Regions from separate parts of the Mus musculus genome. Here regions 2, 3, 4 and 5 are each linked to region 1. A link is a loop called in an ENCODE intact Hi-C map of the cell type or tissue named here. Cell type or tissue: heart. All regions are shown on one strand.

Region 1 (5,000 bases):
AAATGGGTTAAATTGCCATGCTAACAGGAATGTTTGAATTAAATGCAACGATTAAACAATTTTACATAGAAACCGTTAAGTGGAAACACCAAAAGTTTACAGAAAAAATACCCCCACTTGATAAGAGCTTGTAAAACAGTAGCCATTTTATGAGCTCAGAGAAAATCTTAGATTTCAAGGTCTGAGGCAAAAGTCGTAATGATTGTCAGGTTCCGGGGTTCGGAAATGCCTGTAAGGCCTCACCTGCTGCTCCGTAGTCTTTCTCTTGACTTCTGTTCCCTGCACTACAAATCTCCCAACATCCTCTCCCCCTTCATTGCGATCAACATGCCTATTAGGTATGGCCCAGAGAAAGTTAGGCACAAGTCGCCTGACTTTCCTTCGGACATTTCCCCCAGGCTTCTTGTTTTCAACCTCTTCCAGATGGTGGGATTCTTCTTCACTTTGTTTGGAGGCCTTCCCACCTTTTTTGTCTTTTTTGTCTTTCTCCACAGTGAGATCCAGTATGACTTGTTTAAATTTGGATGCCATCACTCCTGGGCCTATCCTTGCCTTCTCCTCTTTCTAGAGATGCTCACCACCAGGTGCGCCGACCTGCTCAGCTCTTCCTCCTCCTGCTGCTTTCCGTGCTGCCCGGGCCGTGTGCTCTGCGCCACCAGGAACAGGTGCCTGGGGATGGCGGGCTAGAGAGAGTCAGCAGTCAGTACTCTTAACTGCTGAGTCATCTCTCCAGCCCCTGGTTGATTTTTTTTGTTTTTTGTTTTTTTTTTTTTATTGAGGCAGGATCTTGCTACTTAGCTATTAAGTTCCAAACCAGGCTACTTTTACGTAAGGCAATCCTCCTGCCTCACCTCTCAGATGCTGAAATATAAGTATAACGCATATCCTGGCTGTGTCCTGATTTTATTTTATTTTATTTTATTTTATTTTATTTTATTTTATTTTATTTTATTTTATTTTATTTTATTTTTTTGAGGATTTCTCTGTGTATCCCTGGCTGTCCTGTGTCTTAGTTAGGATTTTACTGCTGTGAACAGACACCATGACCAAGGCAACTCTTATAAGGACAACATTTAACTGGGGGCTGGCTTACAGGTTCAGAGGTTCAGTCCATTATCATCAAGGCAAGAACATGGCAGCATCCAGATAGGCATGGTGCAGGAGGAGCAGAGAGTTCTACATCCTTACCTGAAGGCTGCTAACAGAATACTGACTTTCAGGCAGCTAAAATGAGGGTCTTATAGCCCACACTCACAATGACAAGCCCACTCCAACAAGAACACACCTACTCCAGCAGGGCCACACCTTCTAATAGTGCCACTCCCTGGGCTGAGCACATACAAACCATCACATCCCGTAACTCCCTCTGTGGACCACACTGGTCTCAAGCTCACAGAGATCCACTTGGCCTCTTCCTCCCAAGTGCTGGGATTTAAGAGGTGTATCACCACTGTCCAGCATTTTTTTTTAATTTCTCATTTATATATTTTTAAAGAAAACTTGGAGTTTATTAAAATATTTACAAATTTTAGATTCTTATTACAGGTGTAAGCCGGTAGTTTATTTCTTTTTTAGTTGTTGTCAACTTGACACACGTTAGAATCATGTGGGAGGAGAAGTGAGAGACTGCTTCTGTAAGATTGGCTTCTAGACAAGTCCGTCTGCCATTTTCTTACTTAATGATTGATGTGGGAGGGCCCCACCCACTGTGCTAATGCCAACCCTGGGCAGCTGTTCCTGGGTCATATAAGAAAGCAGGCTTAGCAAGCCATGGGTGAGCAAGCCGGTAAGCAGCATTTCTCCATGACTTCTGCATCAGCTCCTGCCTCCAGGTTCCTGTCCTGAGTTCCTGCCCTGGCTTCCCTCAGTGGTAAAGAGTGACCTAAGAGTTGGAAGCTGAAATAAATCTTTCCTCCTTAAGTTGTGGTTTTATCACAGCATCAGAAGCCTAACTAAGGGGTGGGAGCTAAGAAGAGAGTATAAATACATAGTGCTGGAGTGTAAGTGTGAGAGAAGAGTCAGAAGTGGGCAGTGGTGGCACATGACTTTTATCCTAGCACTCAGGAAGCAGAGGCAGAAGGATCGCTTTATCCCTATAAGTTCTAGACTGGTCTGGTCTACGTAGCGGGCTGGAGGACAGCCAGGACTAGATAGAGTTCAGTTCTCTAAGCAGGGCAGCTCACAACCTGTAACCCCAAGGGATCTGACAGTCTCTTCTGGCCTCCTCAGTATGTGGCAGACACACACACACACACACACACACACACACACTCAGAGAGACAGACAGAGACAGACAGAGACAGAGAGACAGAGAGAGAGAGACAGAGTTAGAGAGAGAGAGTTAGAGTTAGTTCTGGGACAATTAGGGCTGCCAAGTGAGACCCTGTCTCAATGAAACAAAAACAGCCAGGCAGTGGTGGCACACACCTTTAATCCCAGCACTTGGGAGGCAGAGGCAGGTGTATTTCTGAGTTCGAGGCCAGCCTGGTCTACAGAGTGAGTTCCAGGACAGTCACCAGGACTACACAGAGAAACCCTGTCTCAAAAAAAAAAAAAACCCAAAAAGCAAAAACAAAAAACCAAAAGGCCATCTTGGCAAGCCTTGAAATATGTGCTTTATCATATATGACCAGTAGGTGGCGGCAAAGACAAGCAGATGAGCCAGCCTTTTTGACACCTAAATTTGTTTTTGCTTAGGTGAAAATTTATTCTTGCATTGTTTCCCTAAGCATTTATGCGACTAAACGTTAGGAAGCAGACAAGTGACAATAAACAATTATGTGTGTTCTCATCTCCTCTCTCCAAGTGTCATTGCTAGTTTATAAAGGAGGACACCAAGACTAGAAGTTGTCACTGCCTAAAGTCACAGCTTTAAAGTGTAATAGATGAGTTAAACATTTGGTGTGACCGGACAGAGTCTCCCAGTGTGGCCCATACTGGCCTCTAACCTGTGGCAAGCCTCCTACCTTTCCTGTGCTGGGTTTACAGCCTTGCTTCAACGCACCCCACAGAAATCTTGTGTTTGGCTTTCGCTCCTGGCTGGAGGAGAAAGCTGAGCAAGCGACAGGTTAAGTCAGGGGAGCAGGCTTCAGACTCCCTAGACTGCAACTTCTGTGGAGTGCACGGTGTGAAGCCTGTGGCAAGACATGATGTGAACTTCCTGCCACGAAGCAAGGCAGAGAGAAACCACTCGCCATTGGGGACTCCGGCTGTGTCATCTCCAGAACCAAGACTCCGACTTTAAAAGCTATCTTTGAAAGGTGTAAGAAAAGGAAGTGTAAAAAGAGGAAATAAAAAATGAAATTGAGATGGAAGTAGGGTAGGGGCGTGGCAGTGAAACAGGCCAGTAATGGCAATTCTCTGGAGGGAGTGTGTACGAATGTGGAGTTCAGCGTCACTCTTGGTAAAATGGGGAAGGGTCAGCAGCTTGAGATACACGAGACCCGTATAGAGACGTGCGGAAGGGGCCAGAGAAATAGCTCCGAGGCTACAAGAGGACCCTGGGAAAGCATAAGAAGGTGAATTCAGTTCCTGGCACCCACAGGGCTGCTCACTACCAACCGTATCTCCAGTTCCAGGGCACCGGGCACAGTCACAGTGCACATGCATACACGCAGATAAACAGCCATGCACATAAAAGACTACATAAATCTTAACAAAAATTTTAAAAGGTAGGCAATAAGAAAAAGCAACTTGCAGGGTAGGTGGCGCACACCTTTAAACTAAGCACTTGGGAGGCAGAAGCAGGCAGATTTCTGAGTTCAGGGCCAGCCTGGTCTACAGAGTGAGTTCCAGGACAGCCAGGGCTACACAGAGAAACCCTGTCTCAATAAAAAAAGAAGAAAAAAAATCTGAAAAGAAAATGGTAAGTAAGATCATTGAGATTAAAGAAGAGAATAAACAAGGGCTAGGACTGCAAGCATGAGCGGCTTCCACCTGGCTGGAGCTGTCAATCAAATGAAGCTTGGCTGCACCTCTGCAAGTGAGCACTCAAAGCCAAGCAGAGAAAGGAGGACTCGTGCTGCCCTGCCTCCTGTTGGGGTATACATGCTGAGCAGGTCTCCATGTTGGAGGTCCTGGTGTGCAGGCCCCATGACCACAGCCAGAGCAGATGCCCTCCCCCCAAGTTGCTTTAGGCTTTCACCAACGTGTGAGAAGTATAGATGTTTTGAGAAAAAGCTGGTAGGGGAGGATAGGTGGAGCCCAACAGGAGAGCGTGTGAAGTCTCCTTGTACAAGAGTGGGGGATTTCCAGACCAGAAGCTATTCCTAGAAATGAGGCCACCACACACCTGACACTGAGTGATGTCAGAGCTCCCAGCGGCACCCACTCAGGCATGAGCTATGCTTTCCCATTCTACAGATAAGGAAACTGGAGACCAGAGAGGTAATTACCAATGTGTAGGAAGTGGCAGATGGGTGTGGTGGCTCAAGCCTGTCACACCAGCACTTGGAGGATGGAGCCTACATAGTATGTTCCAGGCTAGCTAGGTCTACATAGCAAGACCCTCTCTTACAAAAACAATGGCTGGAGATATAGCTCAATTGACAGCGTGCCTGCCTAGCATCTAGAAGGCCCTGGGTTCTATTCCAGCATCACATAACATGAACGAGGTATGGTAGCCTGCACCTATAATCCCCAGCACTCCAGAGGCAGAAGCAGGCAAAACTTTCTACATAATAAATTCCTAATGTCAGATGGCGGCGGCACATACCTTTAATCTTAGCACTTGGGAGGCAGAAACTGGCAGATGTCTCTGAGTTTGAGGCCAGCCTGATCTACAGAGCCAGTTCAGGACAGCAAAGGAAAGACCCTATCTCAAAAAGATTTTTTTTTAATGAATAAACTAACCAATTAATTCCAGGACAGCCAGAGACAACATAGTGAATTCAAGGCCAGCCTGGGCCTTGACCCTGTCTCGAAAGAAAAGGGAGAGAAGATGCATGGGGGTAGGGAGAGAAGATAAAGTTATGGGTAGCCCTGCAGTGGTGGCACATTCC
Region 2 (5,000 bases), 110 kb after region 1:
TGGCCTTGAACTGCTGTCTCTGTCTCCCAACTGCTGTAATTTATGTATATGAGTATTTTACACGCGTTTACATTTATGTACCATGTATATGCATGGTGCTGATGGAGGCCAAAACAGGCTGTTGAATCTCTTTGAACTAGAATTATAGGCAGTTGTGAGCCACCACCATGTAAGTGCTGGAACTATGTGGGTGGATCCTCAGCAAGAGCAACCAGTGCTTTTAATTGCTGAGCCATTTCTCCTTACTTACATGTTAACATGCTATACTTGCTAAAACTGATTAATTTGACAAAAAGTGACTTGTTTATACTTCAGCAGTATTCTGCCAGTTCCTTTAAGTCAGCAGTTTTCAACCTGTGGATCTCTACCCCTTTAGGAGTTTTGTATCAGATATTTATATTATGATTCATAGCAGCAACAACAAAAAATGATGTCCTGGTTGGGGGTTACCATAACATGACCAGTATAAAAGGGTCTCAGCATTAGGAAGGTTGAGAACCACTGCTTTAAGTGATAGCAGGTGAGACTGGGAGCTAAACAAATGGCTAGATTAGAGGATAGGACAGCGTGGCCTCACCCTCTCCTGTTTTTCCCATCAGAGCGGAAGCGCTTGGGCATTGGCCAGTCTCAGGAGATGAACACCCTCTTCCGCTTTTGGTCCTTCTTCCTCCGAGATCACTTCAATAAAAAGATGTATGAAGAGTTCAAGCAGCTCGCACTGGAGGATGCCAAAGAAGGCTACAGGTGAGTGAGCCAGGGGCTCTAGTTAGGGCCCAGTGAGTCAGCTGCCAGAGCTGAAATTGAAGTTTTAAAGATGAGCAAGGTATTGACACGAGTTTAAAAGTTTATGTGGTGGTTTGTACAGGCAGTTCTCCTTTGTTCTTTGTCTCTTTGCTTCTTGCTCTGTTCGTTGTACCTTTATGTCACCAGCAAATCTACTGGGGAGAGGGGGTTAGATATGCCTCTCATCTCCACCCACCCCCCCAAACAGAATTTCTCTGTGTAGCCCTGGTTTCCCTGGACCTCTATCTGTAGATCAGGCTGACATCAACCTCCTAGATCTGTGTCTTCCTCTGCTTCTTGAGTACTGGGATTAAAGGCATTTGCCACTGACACTACCAGGGGGCAAATAACAACACCCACACCCCCACACCCCCCGCCCCGAGACAGGGTTTCTCAATGTTAGGTGTGCCTGTTCTGGAACTCACTCTAGAACAGGCTGCCTTCACATTCAGAGATCTGCCTCCCAGTGTTGGGATTAAAGGCCAATTAATTGTTAAAAGTTATTTTAACAATGTAATAAGCCTATTGCAACAGTTCCAGAATTTTTCTAAACAACTTCTTTGCAAGAGGGTGTTTGTTTGTTTGGTTTTTCCCAAGACAGGGTTTCTCTGTATAGCCCTGGCTGTCCTGGAACTCACTCAGTAGACCAGGCTGGCCTCAAACTCAGAAATCCGCCTGCCTCTGCCTCCCGAGTACTGGGATTAAAGGCGTGTGCCACCACACCCGGCTTCTAGAGTTTTGTATTTTGTTTGATTGTGAATACTTTTTTTTTTTTAAGATTTATTTAGTTTAAGTACACTGTAGCTATCTTCAGACACACCAGAAGAGGGCATCAGATCCCGTTACAGATGGTATTGAGCTCACAACCATCTGTAATGAGATCTGATGCCCTCTTCTGGAGTGTCTGAAGACAGCTATATAGTGTAATTACATATAATAAATAAATCTTTAAAAATATAAATACTTTTGGTTGTTTCTTTAGTATCACGTTCCTAGTGGTAAACTTTCTGACTAAGGTAGATGAACAAACCTGCTGATAGGTGTAGATCAGAGAGCTGGTGTAGGAATGAGTGTTTTCCTGAAATGGATAGACGGGAGGTGATTTTGTCTTCATGTACTTACTGTAAGGTCTGTTAGGAAAACTTCACTGCTTTTGGAGTAAAACGCTGCAGTTAAAAGGCAGAGAGCAGATCAAGGTGGGCAGAATTGGCTGAGCCCTGCGACTAAACAGCTCTTCAGGGTTGGTATTACTGCTGCTGCCCATTCTGCAGTGGACATGCCATGTTTCCAGTCCAGGAACTGTCTTAACTGTTCCAGAGTTTCTTTGCTAGGCCAGCAACCCACCCTCCCCATGCCATTCAAGTGAGTACTGTGCCAACTTCAACATTTCCTACCCTCCACAGGTACGGTTTGGAGTGCCTTTTTCGATACTACAGTTATGGTCTAGAGAAAAAGTTCCGGCTGGACATATTCAAGGATTTCCAGGAGGAGACAGTGAAGGACTATGAGGCTGGTAAGAGTGTCAGAGCTGCGGGAGCCCTCCTGGGCTTTGCTGTGTTAGACCCCATCCCTCTCTCTTCATCATAGCCCACCTACCTGTTTTCTTATAGGCCAGCTCTATGGATTGGAGAAGTTCTGGGCCTTCTTGAAATACTCCAAAGCCAAAAATTTGGACATTGACCCCAAACTGCAAGAATACCTCGGCAAATTCCGCCGCTTAGAAGACTTCCGAGTGGACGTGAGTGAAAGTCTCTCCTGACTCCTAACTGTCCTGTAAAGAGAGCATCCCTCTCCTGTCTGTGACGTACACGTGACAGTGGACAGCAGCAGGTGCTCACTAGAGTTGTTCCCAGCCTCCCTCCTATTGTCACAGCCTACCTGCTTATCCAGGCCCACTACTACTAGTTTGTGTCAGGATCAGGACCAGCTACTCTGATAAATATACTTGTTCCTTCTGGGAAAAGAAATTTGTAAATTAATTTTCAGTCCTCCGTTGTCGAGAGCAGTGCCTAAACAGTGACACCCTGTGGTGAGTCTGAATAGTGCTGTGCGTGTGTCAACGGCTGCCTCTAAAGGCGGCTTCATTGACTCATCTTTGTGTCTGTGCAAAGTACTTCAAGTGAGATTTTCCTTCAAGAAGTCTGTGGTATTGGGGGTTTACCTCAATGGTAAGATACATGTATAACCCATTGAAGGCCCTGGTTTTAATGACCAGCACCAAAGAAGGCAGAAAGGCTTTTAACCAAAAAGTTTGTAATGAGCAGACTCTGATACTCAGGCTGTTCTCTTGAGAACATGTAACAGAAAAGTGATAGGTTTAGGTAAGGATCAGCGGTCGTCCTAAGTTATTGTAGAACTGACCCTTCCTGGTGCCCAGACTGTGAGCACACTCTTGTAGGTAAGAGTGTCATCAGTTTACATACCTGTAAACTGGGCTTGTTCTTAACTACTCTGGGGAGGAGATGTGTGCTAAGGACCAATGGCTGGAACTTAGTACCTGGAAAATAGTTTGGGTGGCATTTGGTGATAGTAGGGCAAGCTGAATCACAGTCTTCATTGTTGGCTCACGGGCCTGGTGAAGGCTGGAATAAGACAGTTCCCTGTGGAGCCAATACATGCACCATGTAGCATTCCACACACCACAGGTCTTTTCCTAAGAGACCCTTTGTAGAAGGGGACAAAAATTTATAGGGTCAAACTCTGGTCTTTAAGGATATGGACCTAAATATAGGAAGCCTTTGACAAATTATGTGTTTGGTCCGTTTCCTTATTTCTGGTACTGTCCACATGAAAGGACAGGATGTAAATCAAACCATTGTCCTCATTTGGAGATGGAACGGAGACCTGATTGGTTCTGGAAAGTGGTGTGGCTAGTGTTCTCTGACCACTTGTGACTCCTCTGTTACAGCCCCCCATGGGCGAGGAAGGCAACCACAAGCGACACCCAGTGGTAGCAGGAGGCAGCGGAGAGGGCAGGAAGCGGTGCCCTTCCCAGTCTTCCAGCAGGCCTGCCACTGGGATCAGCCAACCCCCTACGACACCTACTGGCCAGGCCACTCGAGAAGATGCCAAATGGACAAGCCAGCACTCGGACACACTGACTTTGCGAAAGTGAATGGCCTGAAGCCCCCTGGGGTTTGTGATAGAGGGGTGGGGTGGTTGAGGATCTGTGGGGTGCCCAGAAGAGCGAACAAGAGAAGGGACAGACCTAGAGTACTAAGAATGGGCCTTTGCGCTAAGTAGCAGTGTATACCATTTGGGCTATTAGCGGTGCTCCTGGGCAGGAGCCTCCAAGTACCCCATCCCTCCTGTCACCATGACTTCCATCATAACTTCTAAGGGGGGAGGGGAAGGGGGGAGATTTTATATATATATATATATATATATACATATATATATATCAAGTTTTAAATTATTGATAGTTTGTCTGGATTACCAAAATCACTCTTTAGCCCTTCCTGCGGCTATTATGCCGACCTGTCTCCCCTGCCTCTTCCCGCTTCCCTCAAGCCAACTATGCAGCCCACCAGAAGGCTCTGGCGGTGCCCATGGGCCCCAGAAGCACCAGCCCCTTGATCACCTGGGGTTTGCCATCACCGTGTCCCTGCTGTTCCACATGCCCTTCTGCCACCTCTGGGGGAAGGAAACCAAAGGATCTCAGTGGGGGTGGGAGCTTCAGCCTCTCCCCTCGCCCCCTCGCCCCACCCCAGAGACGCTGCTCACACCAGAAGAGACTATTGAAAGATGATTCATTTTATTTTTTCTCTGACCTTTCCATCCTTGGGAAAACAGAAAAACAAAACAAAAAAACAAAAAAAAAACAAAAACGAAAATAAAAAAGAAAGAAAGAAGAAAGAAAAAAAAAAGACAAAATCGACCACTTTAAAAAAAAAAAAAAGACAAAAAACCAGAGCCCACCTACTCCATAGAAAGTGATGTCTTTCCCCCTCCTTGGAATTTTTCTTCTGTTCTGTTTTTGGAAATAATATTTTTTTAAAAGTTGCCTTATTGTGGAGCGGGAACCTGAACTAATGCCCAAATGCCTGTTTTCCTTGAGCCTCCGGAAGAGCTCCACCTGCCCGGGATGTCCCTGGACTTGGACTGACTAGAACTTTCCTCGAGACTGAGTTGCATGTACGGGGCCTCCTACCTGGAGGCAAGAGTTGGGGCAGTTCTATCAGAGCTGTGCCCAGGACACCCCTGCTGTTGCATTGTCT
Region 3 (5,000 bases), 140 kb after region 1:
TGCCCGCAAGCAGGCATGTATACCTACACATGCTAACACACATTGATATAGAAATAATGTTTTTTAAATGACTCACTCTAAACTCTAAAGGCCTCAGGCAGAAGCCAGGTGTCTTAACATTTTGTTTCAAGCTCTTAGTAAAACAGTACATTTCTGTTGTGTTATGAGTGATGTAATCTGGCATTGTCCCAAGGTGGGAAAGGACGTGATTAGTTCCTTTGGCTTTGGGCAAAAAGGTATAATCCCAAGAGTCACATTGCTGTCCCTTTTTCTTGGGTGACAGAATATAAGGGTGAGAAGCCAGGTTTCTCACGGATAAAGATGCATACCATACTCCAAGGTCCTTTTCTTCTAGGCTGTGACCACCTACAAGACAAACTGGGTGATCCATCTTTTACCATAGCAACTTTCAAAAGCTTAGAGGCCTTTTGTATTTATGGGCAACTGTATGAAGTCTGGTGGTCACTCTGTGGGCCTAGACCTAAATCAAGCTAGGAGATGAGAGTCAGCAGCTATCATGACACTCTGCCCACCCCTAGTGTCTGCACAGGCTGTTTGCATCTTAGAAGAGCCCACCAGCCTCAGGAGCAGCAGTCCAGATGAGCAGAAGGCTCACCAGGGCATCAGTGGCCCTGGTTTAAAAAGAGGCAGAAGGAAAGGGGCTCATGCTGATGCTGAATGAGATGATGAAGGGCTCCCCAGGAGGTGAGACTGCCCTTGGGCAGTAACCCTTCCCCATGGTGCTGCAATCCTTTAAGAGCTTCTGGTAGCTGGGTGTGGTTGTGCTCTTCTGAAATCCCAGCTACTTTGGATGCTGAAGCAGGATGTGACAAGTTGACAGTCATCCTGGACAACCTGGCAAAACCTTGTCTCAAAATAAAGTTAAACAAAAACAAAACAGATGGGTGTAGCTTGATGGGAAAGTACTGGACTTGCACTGGGAAGACCCTGGGTTATATCCCTTGTAAAAAATTAAAAAAAAAAAAAATCACAGTGCGCCAGGCAGTGGTGGCACACACCTTTTTTTTAAAATATTTTTATTAGATATTTTCCTCATTTACATTTCCAATGCTATCCCAAAAGTCCCCCATACCCTCCCCCCACCCTTTAATCCCAGCACTTGGGAGGCAGAGGCTGGCGGATTTCTGAGTTCGAGGCCAGTCTGGTCTACAGAGTGAGTTCCAGAACAGCCAGGGCTACACAGAAAAACCCTGTCTCGAAAAATCAAAATCAATCAATCAATCAATCAATCAATCAATCAATCAATCACAGGGCACGCCTGTTGTGTTTACAGTGGTATTAAATCATCAAACACAAGCTGGGCATGTAGCCCCCATTCAGGAAGTGCTTGCTGAATAAATAAATACAGAGCTCCAAAACAAGAAAAGTATTGTGTGTTTTGTTTTGTTTTCCTTCCAGAATGTGCTGAGAGCCTGTGGGCTGAACACTTGTCTGTCTTTCCTTCCTGCTAGTGACTTGCTTGGTAGAGGCAGAAGCACACCCTCCTTGCATTTATTTTATCAAATTGACTTGATCTCTCTGCCTTATAGCCAGAGACATCTGTCTGTTTGGAATTACAAGCAAAACTGACAGCAACTCACAAACCTCAGCATCTTGTCTTGGCCATTGTAAGCACCAAAGGCCTCTAGGGTAGAGGCCACCCTGCAAAACCACTTCACTGCTAGCTTTGGTGGGTGACCTTCTAGGACAGCTGGGCACACTGATGGTCTGAAACCTGAAGCCACTGTATGTTGTCCCAGCTCCCAGGCCGCATGTCCTTCCAGAGACTTAAGAGTGTGGCAGTTCGTCCCAGTCCTAGGATGAGTTGCCTCCCAGCCATCTCTTCCAGTTTCACTTCCCCTTTGGGAACCGTTCCTCCCACAGTCATTAGAACTGTGTCAGTTTGGAGAGAAGCAACATTATGGAGGAGACAGAAGGTGCAGACACCTGGCAGGTGGTGCTGGCTCCCTGAGGAACAGGTAGGGGACCTGCGGAGGAGGGGAGAGGGCAGGCTGATGGCCAAGGGGGACTTAGATATATCCTGCCTGGCCTCCTCAAATAGCCTCCTCTCAACAGTCCTCTGCTCACCTCTGCAGAGGGGCTGTTCCCAAGCGTCCCTGTCTCCAAGTCACAGGTCCAGCCTGGGGTGTTTCTGTGTTTTGTGGCTGCTGCATAGCTGTAGGTCTGCAGGCTAACCTGGCAGTCACCCGGCTCAGTTCGGGTGGGTCTGGAGGCTGTCCCTGGTGATCGCCTTACAGGGCTGCCGACTGGCTCTGACCAGGCACGTGATGAGAAAAAGTTTAGGTCTGTGTGGGCTGGAAACAGAATGCCTTTCTTTTGGAAGGACACGTCCTTAATGAGAGAGGACAGCTCAAAAGCTGAGAAACAGGGCATGGCCTCGGATTCTGCTCCCCTCGAACTTTCTTTTTCCCTTTGTCTTCTCTGATTTTAGAAAATGTTAACAAGCAGGAAACCTGGATGAAGACGTGGGCGGTGAGCAATGGCACACTTTGTCCATGCTGATAAAAAGACTAGAGAGTTGACTGGCTCAGTTTACCTTCGCTCCTCCCCTCCCCTCCCCTCCCTCTTTTAAAAAATATAGGGCATGTATTTAAACTTTTAAATTTTAATTTTTTAGGGTTAAATGAGACAAGGTCCTTAGACTGGGCTGCCCCAGAACTCAGAGATTCCTCTGCCTGTTTCCTCCTGAGTGCTGGGATTAAAGATGTGAGCTGCTCACTCACCTCTAGTCTCTTTACATTGACTTGTGTGTGTGTGTGTGTGTGTGTGTGTCTGTGTGTGTGTGTGTGTCTGTGTCTATCTGCTTGTCTGTGTGTGCACCACTTCATTGCAGGTACCCCGGGAGGCCACAGATTCTGACCCTCTGATTTCCACAACTGGATTTACAGGCTGTTTTGAGCTGCCCCATGTGGATGCTGGGAATGGAATTGAGTCTTCTCCAAGAGCAACAAGTGCTTGTAACCTCTGAGTGATTTCTCCAGCCCCATTGCTTCTTCTTTTTAAGAGAGTGCCTTATGCACCCCAGACTGGCCTCAAACTCACAAAGACGTCAGAGTTGGCTTTGAACTCCTGATCCTCCTACCTCAGCTGGCTGGGAACTTTGGGATCACAGGCATGCATTACAATGCCTGCCTATAAATTACTTTAAAAGAGAGAGCTATTAGAGGACATGCCAGCCACTCTATGATAGGCAGTCACTCTTTAAAAGGCTAGATCCACAGCCTGAAGGGATCAGCCTCCCATCAGCTCTCTCTGGGAGAGGCTGTCTGTGCTGTGACTTCACTTTCTCAATTTATTTTTTTTAAGATTTATTTATTATATGTAAGTACACTGTAGCTGTCTTCAGACACTCCAGAAGAGGGAGTCAGATCTCGTTACAGATGGTTGTGGAGTCACCATGTGGTTGCTGGGATTTGAACTCAGGACCTTCAGAAGAACTGTTAGTGCTCTTCACCGCTGAGCCATCTCTCCAGCCCACATTCTCAATTTATAATACCTGGCTGCTCCATGCTCTTTGCTACCGACTCCATTTTGGAGTAAATTCTGTGTTCTGAGACTTCCTTTCAGTTCCACAAACTCCTAAGCTGGGGAAGTGCCCTGAAGAGGCTTCTCTCGTCTCCCTCCCCCATTCATCTGCTGTAGCCTGAGCTGCTCTGGAACTTGCTATGTAGATCAGGTGGATCAAAAGCTTGCAGAAATCCTCTGGCCTCTACCCCCCAAGGTCTGGGATTTAAGGTATGTGCTACAATGTCAGGATATATTTAGAACTCTGCCTCTGTCTGTCTGTCTGTCTCTGTCTCTGTCTCTGTCTCTGTCTCTCTCTCTGTGTGTGTGTATGTGTATATCACATGACTGCAGTGCCTTGGAGCCTGGAAGAGGGCATCAGACCCCTGAAGTTGGAATTAAAGGCAATTGTGAGCCACTCCATGTGGGATGCTGAGAAGCAAATTCTCTCGTCCTCTGGAAGAGCAGCAAGCGTTCTTAATCCCTGAGCCATCTGTCTCTCCAGCTCCATTCCTCAGTTTTCTGAGAGAGAGGTCATCCTGTAGCCCAGGCTGGGCTTTGACTTATTGTGTATCAAGATGACCTTGCGTTCTTGATTCTCCTGAGCTCTACCAACAACAATGGTGAGATTACAGGCATGTGCCAGAGTTGGCGTCTTTGGAGCTGGGGTGGAAGGTGGCTTTGTGTGTGTTAGGCCTGGACTCTACAAAATGTTTCAGAAGCAGAGCATGCCTTCCCTGTTCCTTATTATTTATTTCAAAAGATTTATTTATTTTATGTCTTCAGATACACCGGAAGAGGGCGTCAGATCTCATTATAGATGTTTGTGAGTCCCCTTGTGGTTGCTGGGAATTGAACTCAGGACCTCTGGAAGAACAGTCAGTGCTCTTAACTGCTGAGCCATCTTACCAGTTCTATTATTTATTTTTCAATCCTGCTTGGAAAATATTTTTTATTAGCCAGGTGGTGGTGGTGCACACCTTTAATCCCAGCACTTTGGAGGCAGAGGCAAGCTGACTTCTGTGGTTTGAGGCCAGCTTGGTATACAGAGCAAGATCTACACAGAGAAACTGTCTTTAAAAAAAAAAACACCAAATAAATGTATCTTTTATTATGTGTATATGTGTGTGGGAATGTATACATGTGGGTACAGGGGTCTGCAGAGAGCTGGAGTTACACATGGCTATGAACTGGGGTGTCGGGAACTGAACTTGGCAAAAGCAGAAAAAGTTGAGCAATCTCTTCAGCCTCTGTTGACTGACTGAGCTAGGACCTCAGGTAACCCAGACTGGCCTGGAACTCCATCTGTAGAGGATGCCCTTGGTCCTGGTCCTCTTGCCTCATCCTACCTGAGTCCTGGGGTTACACTTTGATTTCTTAATGTTTGAATGTGTGGAGTTTCCCAAATAGTGCACTGAAGAGTTGCTGTGTTTGCTGGGTGTAGTGACCCCAGCTTTCAGGAGAGGGAGAAAGAC
Region 4 (5,000 bases), 280 kb after region 1:
ATGCAATGAGCATTCACCATGGTAGGGAAGCATAAACGAGCAGTTTGAAGCATAACTGGCTGTAAGAATATAATATTGGAACCCTGCTGCTGCTCAGGCCACAGCACCTGCCGCTGCTCCTTCTCACAGACACTGACAGGCGTCCTGCCAACAGACTCCCAGATGCCAGAGTGTCTGTCTCACATGCTGAAGTGAGGTGGCCTCAAAGCTCACATTTCACCTCCCACCCACTTCCTTGACTTCTGGAAATCAGACATCCTGGCTCCATTCTTGTGCAGTGAAACCTACCAGATCCTCGGAAAGGAATAAGAGACCCCACCCCACCCCCTGCTTCTGCCACCCACATAGGCCCTGATTTCTTCCCAACAGTGTTCCAGCCTTGCTGTTGTCTGTCTGTCCATGGGGTTAATAACTCTTCTTCTTTTTTTTTTCTTCCCCCCTTTGGGGTTTTTCAAGACAGGGTTTCTCTGTATAGCCCTGGCTATCCTGGAACTCACTTTGTAGACCAGGCTGGCCTCGAACTCAGAAATCCACCTGCCTCTGCCTCCCAAGTGCTGGGATTAAAGGCATGCGCCACCACAAACTTTTTACCCTTAACAGTCCATCTCCGTCAATTACTTTCTTGAGTTCCCACCTGAAAACTTTCACTAATAAGGCATAGCATGTTCTCACTGACAGACCCGGGGTGAGCTTTCAAATATCGTGAGCCAGTTCTTCTTTGCAACCACCTTTGTGGGAACTAAAAGGGGACAGGGGAAGAAGGGGGAGGGAGGCTAGCCCACATCCGGCCAGAGTTCCTCCTATGCTCTGGGCAGGCGGACTCGGGTTAATCCTTAACTCAGCAATTCACAAGCTGTGGCTTCTGTATGTTGCACACACGATTTTTCTAAGAGTCCTAGTGTTTTTACTAAGGGTTTGTTTGTTTGTTTGTTTTGGCTTAGTTTTACTAGTATAAGATTTTATGCATTCTCTATCTTCTTTCCGGAGTCTAATTTTTACATATCCAAAGGAGACCAGGACCAACTCTCAAATGTTGTACAAAACTCATTTCATAATTTAAGTAGCTTTTTCCTTTCTTGAGGTCCCATTACTGACTCTGCTTCATTTTCTAAATTTATTTCTAGACATAATTTCTTCCTTCCTTTCTTTCTTCCTTTCTTTCTTTCTTCCTTCCTTCCTTCCTTCCTTTCTTTCTTTCTTTCTTTCTTTCTTTCTTTCTTTCTTTCTTTCTTTCTTTCTTTCTTTCTTAAAGATTTATTTATTATTATATGTAAGTACACTGTAGCTGTCTTCAGACACACCAGAGAAGGGCGTCAGATCTCATTATGGGTGGTTGTGAGCCACCATGTGGTAGCTGGGATGTGAACTCAGGACCTTCGAAAGAGCAGCCAGTGCTCTTAGCTGCTGAGCCATCTCTCCAGCCCTAGACATAATTTCTTCAAACTTTCTTTGCAAGTCAAACATTAATATGAAACTACCATTGTGCAGTTATTACATTGTTCCAAAAATGAGAATGCACAGCCTGCACCTGGGCCACTAGGACTGTGCTGTGCCTCCCCCCCACCCCATGCCTCATAAGAACCATTATATCAAGGAACATCTAGTTTCACAGAATTCACCAGAGCAGGAGAAAAAAATAGGAAAGTCAGATATAATAGAATAATTATGCACACCAAGGCCAATTGAAAAGTAGTCACACACAAATAAAATCTATACAACCATTGTCCAGTGCTAAGGTCAGGAGAAATGGGAACCAACTTTTTACAAATGAGCTGCCTGCGGGCTTCTGAGAGGTCACCATCCAGGCCTGCTGCGGGTAGCTCCTTATTTCTGATGGCAGGTCACCTGTAAGGATGTGTCTCCTATTTCTCAGGGTCCCAGGCACCATACATGTCATGGTATGCAGTCCCCAGCATTTAGGGATTCAGGGTGCTGGGATTCCAATGCTGAATTGGTGTGTGGATTGGCAGTATGGGCAGACAGCTACAAAAAAACATCCCCAGCCTGTGTCTGAAAACAGCCTACAGAAAACCTAGGACAGAGATGGGGAGGAAGCAGGGAGGCATGTACTTGCTCCCCCTAGTGGTAGGATCGGCAACCTGCAGAAGGAACGCTCCGTGACCTTTCTGGGCTCTGCTCATTTTCATCTGGGAAAGCTGATATAAACAATTCCATTTACAGCTGGGTATCTTTCCACACTTGTCTCTCAACAGCACACCTCCCCCAAGTATGGCTGATTAATCATCCCTTTCTCTGACCCCTGGTGGCAGGTGACCTGCGGAGCGTGGAGGAGGAGTGGTTGAATGGAGTCTGTTTAAACAAAACAAAACAAAAACCATTTTGGCCACATTTGAACAACAAAAGGCAAAGTTTAGTAAGAGTGACTCCTAAATACAAAGGTCCATGCCACAGACCTGGCTACCTTTCGAAGAGATTGTAATAATTATTGTTTCTTTATCAATCAAAAGCATGCATGTGTAAATTATCATGTCTTATAAGTATGCTTTGCGAGTGGCTCATTTTTAGGTATTTATAAATAAGTATATACCAAGGCTGGAGAGGTGGCTCAGTGGTTAGGAGCACATACTAGTCTTCCAGAGGACCCAGAAAAAGTAGTTCATAACCAGCACCACAGAATCCAACGCTTTCTTTTGGCCTCCACAGGTATACACACACACACACACACACACACACACACACAGAGAGAGAGAGAGAGAGAGAGAGAGAGAGAGAGAGAGAGAGAGAGAGAGAGAGAGAGAGAGAGAGAGAGAACTTAAAACATCATCATCATCAACAACAACAACAAAAACAGTTTGGCCCAGAAATATGGCTTAGAGGTTAAAGGTCTTGCCACACAAGTTTCCCAACCTGGGTTCAATCCTCAGAGCTCACATGACAGTGGATAAAAAGAATTGATTCCACAAAGTTGCTCTCTGCCCTCTACATACTTGCCATGGCTTGCATGTGTCCACAGACACACTTCCCAACCCCCCCCCAAAAAAAAACCCCACAAGTTAATAAAAAGTTATTTGTATAACCAGTTTAATATGTCCCTTACATTAAATCTTAATTTTAAACTTATTTTGAGATGAGGGTGAATAAAGCAAGGTTGTATTTACAGACACAGTGAACAAGAGTGACGTGCCCCATGCTTCTCCATTTGTATGGTTGGTGACCCTAGAGTCCTCCTTTGTGCCTTAATCTGCTTTTAATATATAATATAACAGATATATATATATGATATATATATGAATATATAACACATATATATCATATATATATAACAGAATATAACAGATAGCCAGGCATGGTAGTACATGGCTTTCTTTAATCCCAACACTTGGGAGGCTGCTGTGGGAGGATCTCCATGAGGTCCTGGCCAACCTGCTCAACATTGCAAGTTCCAGGCTGGTCAGGGCTACATAGTGAGACCCTGACTATGAAGAGGAGGAGGAGAAGAGGAGGAGAAAGGAAGATGAGGGAAAAGAAGAGAAGGAAGAGTAGGAAGAAGAGGAGGATTAGGCAGAGAAGGAAGGGGAGGAGGAGGAGGAGGAAGAACAGGACAAAGAAGAGGAGGAGGAGGTAACATCACAGGCACTGATAATGAGTTATGATGCCTGCTGTCATCCATACAACTTTTTGTTTGTCAACTTGACAGAGCCCAGGAAGAGTCAGTGAAGTATTGTCTAGATCAGGTTAGTCTGTGGGCATGCTTGTGGGGGTGCTTTCTTAACTGGGTTAATTGCCGTAGGAAGACCCAGCCCACTGTGGGCAGCAGCATTCCCTGGGTTTGGGTCCTGGACTGGACTGGACTGTTTGGGTTGAGTACTAAGCATGTATTCATTTTCTCTGCTCCTGAGCATGGATATGAGGCAGCTAACCACTTTAAGCTCCACCTGCTGTGACTGCCCACAATGATGGACAGTAACCCGGAACTGTGAGCTCAAAATAAACCCTTTCTCCCTTACGTTGCTTTTTGTCAGGATATTTTATCTCAGCAACAGAAAAAGTAAGGAGGACACTATTCTTCTCTCCTTTTAGCTGCTAAAGTAACACGTCTGTCAACATCTGTAAACAAGTATCTCTTCTAGACCTTTAATTCTTTCTTTTTAAGAAAGATTTGCCAGGCAGTGGTGGCACATGCCTCTAATTTCAGCACTTGGGAGGCAGAGGCAGGCAGATTTCTGAGTTCGAGGCTAGCCTGGTCTACAGAGTGAGTTCCAGGACAACCAAGGCTACAAAAAGAAACCGTCTTGAAAAACCCCAAAAAATAAAATAAATAAGCAAATAAAAAAGATTTATAGTTATTATATTTATGAGTACACTGTAGTTGTCCTCACTCCAGAAGGGGGCATCAGGTCCTATTACAAATGGTTGTGAGCCATCATGTGGTTGCTGGGACTTGAACTCAGAACCTCTGGAAGAGCAGTCAGTACTCTTAACCACTGAGCCATCTCTCCAGTCTGACTTTAGTTCTTTTGCTACATACCCACTAGTGAATTACTGGAACATATGGTAATCCTGTTTCAAATATAGAATTTTAGCTTTAACTTTAGGTAGACTGGGAAAGGAGCTGGGCGTGGTGGCTCACACCTTTAATCCCAGCACTCAGGAGGCAGAGACAGGCAGATTTCTGAGTTCGAGGCCAGCCTGGTCTACAAAGTGAGTTCCAGGACAGCCAGGACTACACAAAGAAACCCTGCCTCGAAAAACCAAAAAAGAAGAAGAAGAAGAAGAAGAGGAGGAGGAGGAGGAGGAGGAGGAGGAGGAGGAGGAGGAGGAGGAGGAGGAGGAAAGAAATCAACTATGACCATAGACTATTTGCACCAGAATGGGAATATTTCTTTAAACTCATATGGAAGCAATGACAATGAGCCATTAAAAAGCTTTTAGAAGACTCTTTCCAGGACCACCTTAATTCGTGTACTTGGATCACTGGTAAAATAAAATACTTGCAAGTATGGGATGATATTCCCACCGTGATAGAGAAAGCTGGGCAG
Region 5 (5,000 bases), 210 kb after region 1:
GGCTACTGTGGACAGCTATTGTGTTCACGGATTCTCAGGCAGGTGTCTTGGGGGGAAGAGGGATGTTTAGCCTAATTTGAAGCAAGTGATGGGCCTGGCGAGATGGCTCTGGACAAGGTGCTTGCCACACAGATGAGTCTGATCCCCAGGACTCACATAAAGGTGATGTGTGCCGTCACAGCGCTAACTAAAATTTGAAGACAATGTAACATAGCCAGCTTGTTCATGGGCTCAGTATGCACACTGAGTCTGTGTCACTGTTTTTCCATTCTTAACACTCAAGGAAAGCCCATTATTCGCATTCTTATAGTAAAGATCTTGCTCTCAGGTGATCTCTGTGAGTTTGAGGCCAGCTTGGTATACATAGCAAGATCTAGGACAGCCTTACTCTGCATGCCAGGCAAGACTCTTTCAGCAAAGCCGGGGTTCTTGCCTTCTAGAAGGCACTAGAAAACAGACACAAAGGCCAGGTGTCCAGAACAGAGAGGTCTAAACAGGTTATAAGGGACAGCAACTTTCTGGTAAGCAAGATTTTAGCTAGATGATATTCTTAGAATGAGATGAAACAAAACAAATAGATAATTCTACTGCAACAGTACAGAATTTGCCACTGAAGAGACACTGTGACAAAACAGGAAACTTGGAAAGACAATCTCAGTGAGGGATTATCTAGATTAGTTTGGCCTCTGAGTATGACTGTGGGTGACTGTCAATTTGTAAAGAGGGTCCAGCCCACTATGGGATGTATCATTTCTTGTGTAGGCAGTCCAGGCTATCCAAAAAAGCCAGCTGAGCCAGCACATGACATTCCTCCATTGGACAGTTTCTACATCAAGGTCCCACCTTGACTTCCCTTAGTGACAGACTCTAATTTAGAAGCTGAAACAACCCCCCCCCCTAGTTTCTTTTGGTCTGTGTTTTATCAGAGCAGCAGAAAGGAGCTGGAGCACAGTCTGCAGATGGGTGGTGCTGTTCATTTGGGGGGTTAGGTCCTGAGCTGCTAAGTGTAGAGAAAGCTGAGCAGAGGTGGGCAGCAATCCTCTCCTCTCTGCTCCTCACTGCAGAGGAGACAGCCCGACTCATTCTGACTCCTCTGAAGAATGGGTTGCAGAGCAGTGGAAGAGAATAGCTCGCCAGTTAGGAGGACTTGTTGCTCTCTAGCACCCACATGGTGACCAAGAACAGTTTATAACTCCAGTTCCTACAGAAGCCAGTGCCTTTTTCTGGCCTCCCTGAACACACACACACACAGCACACAGACATATGTCTATGCAAAAACATCTATATACAAAAAAGCAAATCAATTCTTAAAAAAAAAAAAAAGTAATAAAATGATGGACCAGAACCTAGAACTAAGTAAGCTGCAATCACTTAGTCCCTCCAAGGTGGGTAGTTGTGTTACCATAGCAACAGAAAAGAAAGCAGGATAACCCCTAGGCATCAACCTTACCCCGGCCGCGGGAACAGCTCCAGATTCGAATGGTCTGATCTTTGCTTCCTGTGGCTAAGTAGCAGCCTTTTGTGATGGGGGTTTCTGCTATAAGCTTCCCATTGGGAATGTCAGGTTCTTCTAGGAAAGAGACAGAGATTTTATTTTTTAAAGATATATATATATAAATGCTCTGTCTTCATGCACACTAGAAGAGGGAATCAGACCCGTAACAGATGGGTGTGAACCACCACGTGGTTGCTGGGAATTGAACTCAGGACCCGGGAAGAGCAGCTAGTAACTGCTTATTTTTAATTTACACTGGACATGCACTGTGGTTACAGAGTAACTCAGCAAAGTCAGCTCCTCCCCATTTCCTAGTTTGCTCTGCGAGGCTCAGGGTCTAAGCATAATTCAGAAGCTGCAACTCAACACTTAGTTCTTTAGGGCTGGAGAGAGCAGAGCTCTCCTTCCATCATCTTACCCGAGTTTTCCTCTTGGCTGATGGATAAGCAGTCTTCACCAGACAGAGGACACCAGGCTATGGAGTGGATCTCGTCATCGTGGCCTCGAAGTCTGTGAATAACTTCTCCCTTTTTACTGATGTCAATGATAACCACTATGCCATCTTTGTAGCTGAAAAATAAGTTAGAAACATTTCAGGAGCCTGCAGATCGACACTGCCAAGCCTCTCACCTGTCTGAGTTCTAACCCAAGCAGCACAGTATCATAGAACTTTCTTTTTTCTTCTTTTCTGCCTGCTTAGATACCGGTTCAAATCCCACATATGCTTACCCTGAGACTCTAGACTACTCTTTCTCTGGAGACTCCCTTTCCACCACGCCCCACCTCTTTTTACAGCTGTTTACAGACTTCCAAGGCAGACCCTAACTCAAAAGACAAGGCTTTCCTCCTCTTCTCTACCCACTCCTCCCAGTACCCACTAAGTTTACAGCTTGTCTGCATTGCTGCTGCCCTGAAAAGGGAAAAGATTTTAGCAATGAAAACAGTTAACTGATAAACTTTGTTTGTGACAGCTTTACACATCACAGACTGGCTGCACACCTACTATGCACCGAGGGTGATCATGAACTTCATTCACCTTCCAAGGGCTGAGATCACAGCATGAGCCAACATATTTGCTTTATACAGTACCTGGGACTGAGCACAGGCCTTTGTATGTGCTAGAGAAGCCCTCTGCCAGAGGAGCCACATCCTTAGCTCCACAAATGATACTGCTTTCCAACTACAAACTTAACAGGAACCGTTAAACTGTACCTAAGTGTCAATCTATGAATTCAGCAGAAACCCATAGACTCTAATAGCTTTTTAAAAAGTGAATTATTTTGAACACGTTTAAAAGTATCTATTGGGAGCTAGAGAGACAGTTCAGCCCTTAAGAGCACCAGCTGCTCTTCTAGAGGAACCAAAGTCCCAGTATTCACAAGGTGGCTCACAACCATCTGTCATTCCAGTCCCTGAGGATCTGGTGCCCTCTTCAGGTCTCCTAGGGCACTGCAAACACATGGTACACAAAACACATATGCAAGCAAAATAACTATACATGGTAAAAAGACAACCAACCAAAAAACCTTAAAGTATTTTATACTTAGCTTAGGAAAAATAGCTTATACCTACTCCTACCAAGTTTCTGCTTTGACTTCCTAGTGGAAGCCAATGTTTCTGCGTTATAATCTAGCATCCCTAGCCTTTCTTCATAAATGTTCCCGAGTCAGACCCAAACGATCCTGTACATCCAAAGGCTTCATAAAGGGTATCATGAAGCTGGCCTTCTTTGTCCTATTTGTGAGGTACATAAAGCAGAGTCACCTGGCACTCTACAGTTAACACCACATCCAAGGATAGTCTAAGTCAGCCAAGAGCGAAAGAAGGCACTTCTAACTTTTGAAGGGTGGCTTGAAAATTCAGTATCATAGAAAACACAGCATCATAGAAATATGGGGAGCAGAGCAAAGTCTGGAACTGGAGCTCACAGGATCATATGACACCCTGGGCTGCTGTCGTCCTCTGAGGACTGAGGCACACAGGCAAGAGGAAAGAAAAGCAGGATCATAAACTAAGCCAAACCACCAGCAGACAGCACAGTACTCGGTACTCACCCAATGGCTACTAGATTTTCGTGATGAGGTGAACACGTCAGACAGAATATGGTCCTGGGCTCTGTGAAGAGGTGCTGGCTGTCATTTCTGTTAAGCCAGTAACAGAAAACGACTCCTTTTTCATCCCCAGAGACTATTAAGTCCTTAACTGTCGGAGACCAATGCAGTGCTGATATTGTATGCTTCAAACAAAGCAAAGCCAGATGAGTCTCATTTGTGAGTGTTGGGCTGTAAACCAGCCTAATGCTACCCACATTACAGGTACTTAAGAAATATGCTATAACTACCTGTATAGCAATATAGTAAGTCTAAAGTTAAAACTTTTTGTGTGGTTTTGAGACCGTCTTACTTTGTAATTTTGGCCTGGAACTCAAGGCAATCCTTCTGCCTGTCTCCTGAGTACAAGAATTCTAGAATTGCAGCCATGCACCACCATGCCTGGGGATACTGACATGGACGTGCACAGACACACTTTTTACTCATGTGTGCAAAGCCACATGTGTGTCTATGCAGGCCAGAAGAGGTGAACGGATTCCCTGGAGCTGGTTATGAGCCAACCCACAAGGGTGATGGGAACCCGACTTGGGTTCTCTGGGACAGTAGGAGGCACTCTTAATGGATGAACCATCTCTCCAGCCCCTATATTTTCTATTTATTGTGTTGGGGAGAGCATGTGCCACAGCCGAGCATGTGGAAGGCAGAAGACTCTGTGGAGCCAGTTCTCTCTTACTTTCATGGAGATTAAACTGCTCAAGGGGCTGGAGAGACCGCTCAGTGGTTAACAACACTTGCTGCTTTTGCAGAGCTTTGGTTCCTAGCACCCACATGGTGACCAACAATCACCAGAAACTTCAGTTTTCATGTACTTCTTACCACCATAGACACCAGGCCTATAGGCGAAATACACATACACAATTCAAGTAAAGAAAACAAAATAAAACAAAGTATCAAAACTCAGGTCATCAGGCTTCCAGGACAGGCCCTTGAACCTGGAAAGCCTTCTCATCAGTTATCAGTCCGGGTATATATTTTATATGGACCTATTGGCTCTGTTAGACTTTGTAGGCCATGCTCTCAGTGGCTGTTCCTCAATTCTATTGTTATATCATCAAAGCAGCTACAGATAAGAGTTAGTGACTAAGCCGGGCGTGGTGGCACACGCCTTTAATCCCAGCACTTGGGAGGCAGAGGCAGGCGGATTTCTGAGTTCAAGGCCAGCCTGGTCTACAGAGTGAGTTCCAGGACAGCCAGGGCTACACAGAGAAACCCTGTCTCGGAAAAAAAAAAAAAAAAAAAAAAAAAAAAGAGTTAGTGACTAGGGGCTGGAGAATAGCTCAGTGGCTACTTATCAAGAGGTCCCAGGTTTGATTCCCAGAGCTCTCACGGTAGTTTTAAACGGTCTATAACGGGATCTGAATGTCCCCCTTTGGTGTGCAGGCATACATTGGAAA

The links. Peaks named below come from ENCODE experiments on the same cell type or tissue, not always from the same donor. Only the 100,000 strongest peaks of a DNase experiment are listed, where the experiment ranks them.
Region 2: it touches region 1 in a loop (7-fold over the local background); 25 of 42 quality-filtered maps call a loop at or near these places.
Region 3: it touches region 1 in a loop (4-fold over the local background); 26 of 42 quality-filtered maps call a loop at or near these places.
Region 4: it touches region 1 in a loop (4-fold over the local background); 10 of 42 quality-filtered maps call a loop at or near these places.
Region 5: it touches region 1 in a loop (3-fold over the local background); 7 of 42 quality-filtered maps call a loop at or near these places.

What each region holds. Positions count from the first base shown.
Region 1 is chr11:57,948,555-57,953,554 of GRCm38, forward strand. It overlaps the pseudogene Gm12245. Among named protein-coding and RNA genes, the nearest start is that of Gm33078, 39 kb to the left of the region's middle. In heart, a CTCF peak has its summit at 2,638 (motif pointing right); no DNase peak of the experiment used is centred here; H3K27ac peaks cover 2,074 bases.
Region 2 is chr11:58,054,868-58,059,867 of GRCm38, forward strand. It overlaps Larp1 (La ribonucleoprotein domain family, member 1), which reads left to right. Exons shown (of 19, transcript NM_028451.1): 16 at 600-744; 17 at 2,187-2,296; 18 at 2,394-2,521; 19 at 3,692-5,000. The coding sequence ends at 3,898. Among named protein-coding and RNA genes, the nearest start is that of Gm51897, 30 kb to the left of the region's middle. In heart, CTCF peaks have their summits at 1,563 (motif pointing right) and 2,816; no DNase peak of the experiment used is centred here.
Region 3 is chr11:58,090,912-58,095,911 of GRCm38, forward strand. Gm12248 (predicted gene 12248) reads right to left here and starts at 2,218. Exons shown (of 9, transcript NM_001378239.1): 1 at 2,089-2,218. It also overlaps a transcript of Cnot8 not described here. In heart, no CTCF peak of the experiment used is centred here; a DNase peak (open chromatin) is centred at 2,250; H3K4me3 peaks cover 962 bases; H3K27ac peaks cover 769 bases.
Region 4 is chr11:58,223,735-58,228,734 of GRCm38, forward strand. Gm51898 (a long non-coding RNA gene) reads right to left here. Exons shown (of 4, transcript XR_003949689.1): 4 at 1,663-2,310. Among named protein-coding and RNA genes, the nearest start is that of Irgm2, 11 kb to the left of the region's middle. In heart, a CTCF peak has its summit at 2,101 (motif pointing left); DNase peaks (open chromatin) are centred at 237, 777 and 2,077; H3K27ac peaks cover 1,549 bases.
Region 5 is chr11:58,162,344-58,167,343 of GRCm38, forward strand. It overlaps Gemin5 (gem nuclear organelle associated protein 5), which reads right to left. Exons shown (of 28, transcript NM_172558.3): 3 at 3,550-3,731; 4 at 1,914-2,065; 5 at 1,451-1,570. Among named protein-coding and RNA genes, the nearest start is that of Gemin5, 3.7 kb to the right of the region's middle. In heart, a CTCF peak has its summit at 2,928 (motif pointing left); no DNase peak of the experiment used is centred here.